Linked DNA regions of Mus musculus: regions 1 and 3 are each linked to region 2. The links are chromatin loops, found by intact Hi-C in ENCODE. Cell type or tissue: left cerebral cortex. All regions are shown on one strand.

Region 1 (2,500 bases), 280 kb before region 2:
GTGTTCTGATAGGGATAAAACTTCCTTCCCTTTCTTTCTGTTCAGAGCTGGCCTAGGACATCATTATGAGCCCCTATCTCAAGGGAGGCTGAGAGTCAGGCTGCGAGGTGCAGGATCTCCAGACATCCCTTCACTCTCTGCCTCACCCATAATGGCTGCCTCTCTCCTGTTATTACGTCAGCCATAGACTACCTTTGAGTGTTCGTGGTGTACCTGACCTCCCCTTGAGAGAAGTGGGGCAGGACCCAGCGGGTGCACCTGCTGCTATTGGTATAAATAACGACCCCATGCAAGCCCTTGATGGCACCGGGCATTGCCGCTTCCCCGCATCAGCCTCCAGTCACGTGAGCCAGGCCCCTGCTCAGTGTGGCTCTTGCGTCTGTGTTCCTACCCACAGTGGATCCTGCCTTGCCCTGGGTCCAGGCTTTGTGTCCAGGCTGTGTGGCTGTGCTTAAAGAACTGTGTCTGGATGGCAGGTGCCTACCAATCAGCATGTATCTATTAAGCACCTACTGTGTGTCTTTCAAGGCTAAAGTTTGACCAAATAGAGAAACCCTGTTCCTTGTGAGGAGTGTGGGGCTCCAGCACCATTCTTTCCAGCCTGTGAGGACCGGAGCAGAATAGCTGCTTTCTTTTGGAAGGTAAAGTGAATGCGTCATGGAGTGTGTGTAGCCATTTATACCCCGACTCTCAGGCAGGCCCTTCAGCTCCCTAGAGCCTGGGTTTCCTGGCCTGTGGAATGGGAACAGCCGTTTGACCTAATTAACTCGATGGCAAGATATGTGCTTGGCACAGGGCCACGGTAGTGGGTAGCTACTGTTGTTTTGGGCTGGAGCGTGAATGATGGGAGTGAGGTTTTGAGGAGCACACAGGGGAGTCTTTGCCAGCCTCAGTTTCCCCATCAGCCATGATAGATACACTATTCTTGCATGATCTAGCTCCTGGGCCTATTATGAAGATCACAGAGGCTACAGGATGCGTAGGTGAAGCTTAGCAATCCTCTCAGAGGAACGAAGGGTGGAAGGAACAAGGTAGGCGGCAAAGCAGGTGCCACCATTGTGGCACGCAGGTGTGCCATTGTGGCCTAGAGAGGCACAGTCTATTGGCGAGGGGAGGCTGTGGGGCCGCCTCCACACCAGGGAAGGAGGGAGGGAGTGTGGCACAGCGGGGTTTGAGGCGCTGTCTCTGGAGGCTCAGGGTCCCCACCCTGAGAGAGCCTGGGGGGTGAGGGGGGTTTGCTGGGGTTGGGGCGCTGTCCCTGGTCCTGGAAAGCTGCCTGCGCTAGACTGCAATTCCACCAACGGCCAGATGAGGGAGCCAGGGACCGCCTCTGACTCCTAAACTGCGTTCGGAGACTTCTAAGAGCAGTCTTCATTTCCAGATTTAACACTCCTAGATAATAAGCCTGCCCAGCTCATTTCAAAAGCCAATGACATTTCACCACAAGGGAACCAAACAGTGCCCCACTTTGGGTGAATGCCCTGGCACGACCACACCGCAAGAGTCACAGAAGAAACCAAACCCTTAGTATTTCTGACAGAGACACTTTCCCATTAACAGTAGAAAAATCTTACCATGCACCTGACCTCCAGCTCAGGATGTCTCCAGCAATTGAACCTCAGAAAATTTCATTATGGATTAAAGCCACATCAAAAAGAGACTCACGGGGCTGGGGCTTTTAGCTCAGTGGTAGGCCAATTGCCTGGCTTGTTCAAGGTCTTGGGTTCCACCCAACTCCAGCATTGTAGCAAAACAAGAAAAATCACAGATCAATACTGATGTATGAAGTACTTGGGGGCTAGGTCGGCTTAGCAGGCTGTGCCCACGTGCAGGGCGGGGCAGCCTGTGTGAGGGAGCCTGCCTCAGCAAGACTCTCCATGAATAGCTCTTCTGGCTGCCACCCTCTGAATGGCTGTGGTGACTCTCAGTAATTGCTAAATTAAAACCACCCTCTGGTATTTCCCTAATGCTTCCTGGAGGCGGAGTTGTCCTCACTGAGAACGGTAGCCAGGGTGGGGGCTTCGTGGCTCTGAGTCCCAGACTGGCCAGCTGTGTAGAAGGGGAGGCAAGAGTAGAAAGGGGCTTGTCCTGGGAAATAGCAAGTGATTCACAAACCTGGGTCTGAGATCCAGGTCTCCTGACCAAGGGACCAGGGCTCGGTCAGCTTGCTGCCCCAGCAGGTGTTCTGTGGGTGCCTGCCTGAGCTTTGACCTACATCCCTGAAAATGAACAGGGAAGGATCACGTAGCAAAGATAGTGGAGGAAGGTGCCTGGGTCCCTGCCTTGACCTCCCCTCTACTCTCCTCAGGGGTGCCATGGTTGGCTGCACACATCTCTGACCCACAGAAGTCATTCTCTACACCTTCTCGTTTCTTCTCCACAGTTTTCCGGGTGCCACGTAAGGTGGGCGGCCATGTGTGTATGTATACATGTCTGTATGCACACCGGATAAATGTAAGGTGACCACAGTTAAAGGTGTGATTTCAGCGCACGGGCCTGT
Region 2 (2,500 bases):
CAGAGTGGTCAGCACCCCGGAGCCGAACAGAGCCGGCTTCCTGTCGCACGCAGCATTGCTGATTCAGCAGCCGTCAGAGCTTGCTTCTCCTTCTTGCCCGTGGGAAGGAAAAAACATGGTCTTGGATCATTGGGCAGGGCCCCCATGTGGTCCTCAATTCCCCATGAACAAAAGTGGTGGCTTTTCCATAGGGGTTTGAAGAAGATTCCGGATGGGCCCCAGCCACTCGAACTGCTGAACCAAGCTGTACCACAGCAGGAGCACCTGAGGGCCTTTTTCAGAGACACAACCTAGGTGCCGGGGTGTGGCCCAGTTGGTAGAGTGCTTGCCTTTTACCTGCAAAGATCTAGCCTTGATCCCCAACCGTGCAAACAAACCCCAGAGCCTCTTAAATCAGAATAACCAGTAGGGAGACCCAGTGTCCGTCTTCCACTGTCTTTGAGGATGGGGTTTTAGCATGTTGTCCAGGATTGCCTTGAACTCCTGAGCTCCACTGCTCCTCCTGCCTCAGCGTCCCCAGTGCCTCACAGTGAGCACATGCCGCTGCACACAGCTTTGGGTGTGTTAGTATTTTATTTAGTAAGAAAAAAAGTGCTTGCTATAGAAGTATGGAGGCACTGTGATCTGTCACGTCGGTGCAGGCAAAGGAGACAAGACCCCGGAGCTTGTCCCACCTGCCGGCCTAGCCAAGCTGGCAAGCTCCAGGTACCATGAGAGATCTTGCCTCAAGAAATTGAGATGGACAGCAGTAGAGGAAGACACTCAACAATGACCTCTGGCCTCTGCACACACGTGTGCACACATGTGCATATGCCACACTCACAAATAAATAACACTCAAGCATGCACCGCACACAAACAAAGATAGATAGATAGATGGATGGATGGATGGATAGATAGATAGATAGATAGATAGATAGATAGATAGATAGATAGATAGATAGATAGATAGATAGATAGATAGATAGGACAGACAGACAGACTCACTCTAGCTAAGCATGTATATAATACTCATGGGTAGAGAACTTGCCTGGTGTGAATGAAGCCCTGGGTTCCGTGCCCTGGTCGCAAAACAAAAACAGCACAAAACAAACAAACAACATCTCTTCAGAAAAGTCAGACGCCCTCTCAGCTCAGTGTTCCTCAGATTAACTTTCTGACTCCAAAACATCTTTTGCAGAATTTGTAACCTAGGTGATGACAACTCCCCTTTGCCTCTGGCGCCCTCTTGTGGACAGGAGATTCAGACACCTGTTTCCTCTAAGCAAAAGATGGGCTTCAGATGGGCACAGGCAGGGCTGCCAATTCATCTGAATTTTTTTTAAAGATTTATATATTTATGTATGTATGTATGTATGTATGTATGTATGTATGTATTTATATGTATGTGAGTACACTATAGCTGTACAGATGGTTGTGAGCCTTCATCTGGTTGTTGGGAATTGAATTTATGACACATCTGCTCACTCTGTGGGTGGTTGTGAGCCACCACGTGGTTGCTGGGATTTGAACTCAGGACCTTCGGAAGAACAGTCAGTGTTCTTACCCACTGAGCCATCTCTCCAGCCCAAAGATTGATTGGTTGATTGATGGATTGATTGGTTTTATATAAGTGAATGTTTTACAGATCGGTTTAGCTGACTTGAATTAACATACAATTCTTAGCTGTCTACTTAGATTAATTTATATTTCCTGCTTTTGGCTTTGTTTCCCACAAGAATCAGCTTCACTCTAGGGCTAGCTGGCATTATCAGTTCCTCTTCCTCTTCTTCCTCCTCTTCTTCTTCCTCCTGACCTCATTATCCTCCTGCCTCAGCCTTCTGGAGTTCTTGTGACATTCAGCAGTTACTGGATGCCGGTTGCATGCCGGATTCTGTCCATTTGATTTCACTGATTTATCTCATCCGATCTTCTGAGTCCCTCTTGGTCTGGCTGCCTCTCTTGGTGTGTGGCTCCTCGTCTCGGCATTTCTTCTAGGCTCTGCCCCACAGTTACCTGGCAACCTTTACAATGTTTTTCATGACATAGATGAGTATTTTGCCTGCTTTTCTGTTTGTGTACCGTGTGCATGCCTGGTGCCCACAGAGGTCAGAAGAGGGGTCAGATGCTCTGGATCGAGAGACACAGATGGTTGTGAGCTGCCATGTGATAATGAGAACCAAATCCAGGTCCTCTGCCAGAGCAACAAGTGCAGTCAGCAGTGGTGGTGCACGCCTCTAATCCCAGCACTGGGGAGGCAGAGGCAGGCGGATCGGAGTTGAGGTCAGCCTGGTCTACAGAGTGAGTTCCAAAGTTTTGGAAAAACAAACAAACCAAAAATGTACAAAAAACAAGAAAGAAAAGAAAACAAACAAAAAAGTGCTCTTAACTGCTGAGCCATCTCTCTAGCTCCCATGAATCTTTTCTCGGTAGGTAGATAATTGAGTGGATGATAAAAACAGAGGTATTGATAAAAACAGAGGTTTACTGTTTTCAGGACCAGCTCTGGGGGTGGAATCAGC
Region 3 (2,500 bases), 110 kb before region 2:
TTTGTTTTGTTTTGTTTTGTTTTGTTTTGTTTTGTTTTGTTTTGTTTTGTTTTTTCGAGGCAGGGTTTCTCTATGTAGTCCTGGCTGTCCTGGAAATCACTCTGTAGACCAGGCTGGCCTCGAACTCAGAAATTCACCTGCCTCTGCCTCCCAAATGCTGGGATTAAAGGTGTGCACCACCACGCCCGGCTTCAGGTTTATTCTTGTTTTATGTCAGTTTGAGTTGTTTGGTTTTGTGATGACCAGCAGGCCCTTCAGTTTTTGAGATAAGGTCTCACTATGTAACCCGGGGTAGCCTTGAACTCAGCACCTCTGAGTGCTGGGATTGCAGGTGTGGAAGGGGATATGTTTAGGACAGAGAAGTACTTTCTCCAGAACTCACCATCCTTCTGTCTCAGCTTCCTGGAGATCTTAGGTTCTCGGCTTCCAGAGTCACTCAGGGACAAGACTTTTTGTTTTAAAACAGAATAGCCAGCCGGGCGGTGGTGGCGCACGCCTTTAATCCCAGCACTTGGGAGGCAGAGGCAGGTGGATTTCTGAGTTTGAGGCCAGCCTGGTCTACAGAGTGAGTTCCAGGACAGCCAGGGCTACACAGAGAAACTCAGTCTAGAAACATACACTCCTCCCCCAAAACAAAAAACAAGCAAAAACCAGAATAGCCACCAACAGAGGGATTTCTAGTTTGATCTTCTTTTTTTAAAAAAAGATTTATTTATTATTATACATAGGTACACTGTAACTGACTTCAGATGCACCAGATCTCATTACAGTTGGTTGTGAGCTACCATGTGGTGGCTGGGATTTGAACTCAGGACCTTCAGAAGAGCAGTCAGTGCTCTTACCCGCTGAGCCATCTCTCCAGCCCTTGATCTTATTTCTATATTTAGAAGCAAAAAAACAATCAACCAAACAAAAACAGTTGGGGACTGTATGTGGTAGCCTATGTTGTTAATCCCAGCACTTGGGAAGCAGAGGCAGGCAGATCTCTATGAGTTCAAGGCCAGCCTTATCTACACAGTGAGTTCCAAGCCAACCAGAATCAGCGCTACCTTGAGTGTGTGCACACACGCATGTGTGCGTGAGCATGTGCGTGCATGTGTGCGTGCATGCTGTATCCGTGTTTGGGTGGATAGGGGTATGTCTGATGTCCTCTTCTGGCTCTGTCACTTTCCACCAGATACCTAGAAGTTGCTTCCATCCTCCCTTTAGGAGCATGTCCCCTGCTCTCTAATGCCTTTAACCGAGTTCACTTCAGGTCGCCACCAGAGGGCAGCCATGCTCTATGCCAGCAGCCTGTCGGCCATCCCTGCCGCTCAGTGTGGGTTTCTTCCTGGACTCTCAGACCTGGAAAGGGAGAAGAATAGGAAGCCAGAAAAAAAAAAGAGACCAAAAAGTGATTCCCGTTTGTTAGTTTGTTCTCTGAGACAAGGTCTCGCTGTGTAGCCTGCACTGGCCTGGAGCTTGCTAGATAAAGCAGGCTGGCTTTGAACTCACATAGTTCCTCTGCATCCTGAGTGCTAGAGTTAAAGGCATCACCCCAACTTGCTTTATTATTATTATTATTAATTATTATTATATTTATTTTAGTTTTTCAACAGGGTTTCTATATGTAACAGCCCTGACTGTTCTGGAACTCACTTTGTAAACCAGGCTGGCCTCGAACTCCAACTTGATATTTTAGGGAGACACTTCTACCCAGACATGTGGGAAATTTCCTGGCTTTTTCCTCTTCCCTCTCATTCGTTCTCCAATGTCAGTGTTTTCTTTGCTTAAGGGGGAGGGTTTGGGTTCAGATTGACTTGAAAATCTGTAGTAAAAGATGACTTTGATCGCCACAGCCTCCTGCCTCCACTTGCCAAGTGAGGAGATTAGAGACATAGACCACCAAGTGTGGACTCACCTATAATTTTAAGCAAACAACATGATGTCCTTGTGACGCCATTGCCACAGCTGAGTTTCAGAACCTTCGCCCTGCAGATACCTTGGACTCCTTCCCAGTCACTCCCTGGCCCTCTCTGGTTTCCCTCTCCACACCTAGGCCACCCCTGTCTCTACAGACTTACCTATTATTAGAGACAACTGAAAGCTGTTAATTACATTTTTATTTACCAGGGGCCCCTCATTTACCACAGTGTGCATGTGCCAGTCAGAAAGCAACTTGGGAGAGTCACTTTTCTCTTTGTGGGTCCCAAGAACCAAACCCCTGTGGTTCAGCTTGGCGGCAAGCACCTAAGTGCTGAGCCATCTTGCTGTCCATCCGTTGCTCCTTGTGTAAACTCACTTAGAGGCATCTGCTCATCTGGTTTATTTCTCTTCATGTAACATTTTCAAGGGCCGTCTACATTGGAATGTGGATCGATACTTCATGCTTTTTCATGGCTGAGTAATATTCCATTTGATGGACAGACCACCTGTTCACTATGTATTAATAATGAGACATGGACATTTGGTACTTTCTATCTGGGGGCTATTGTAACTAAGATTGCTAGAGATGTGTGTG

What was found. Peaks named below come from ENCODE experiments on the same cell type or tissue, not always from the same donor. Only the 100,000 strongest peaks of a DNase experiment are listed, where the experiment ranks them.
Region 1: a loop joins it to region 2, with 3 times the contacts of the local background. A loop is called at or near these places in 5 of 42 quality-filtered maps.
Region 3: it touches region 2 in a loop (8-fold over the local background); 40 of 42 quality-filtered maps call a loop at or near these places.

What each region holds. Positions count from the first base shown.
Region 1 is chr4:137,674,998-137,677,497 of GRCm38, forward strand. It overlaps a transcript of Rap1gap not described here. Among named protein-coding and RNA genes, the nearest start is that of Rap1gapos, 30 kb to the right of the region's middle. In left cerebral cortex, CTCF peaks have their summits at 1,314 (motif pointing right) and 1,978; DNase peaks (open chromatin) are centred at 749, 1,316 and 1,895; H3K27ac peaks cover 2,067 bases.
Region 2 is chr4:137,951,809-137,954,308 of GRCm38, forward strand. The region is part of intron 14 of Ece1 (endothelin converting enzyme 1); the gene reads left to right. Among named protein-coding and RNA genes, the nearest start is that of Eif4g3, 40 kb to the right of the region's middle. In left cerebral cortex, a CTCF peak has its summit at 1,222 (motif pointing left); DNase peaks (open chromatin) are centred at 1,222 and 2,107; H3K27ac peaks cover 655 bases.
Region 3 is chr4:137,843,607-137,846,106 of GRCm38, forward strand. No RefSeq gene overlaps it. Among named protein-coding and RNA genes, the nearest start is that of Ece1, 17 kb to the right of the region's middle. In left cerebral cortex, a CTCF peak has its summit at 1,272 (motif pointing right); a DNase peak (open chromatin) is centred at 1,283.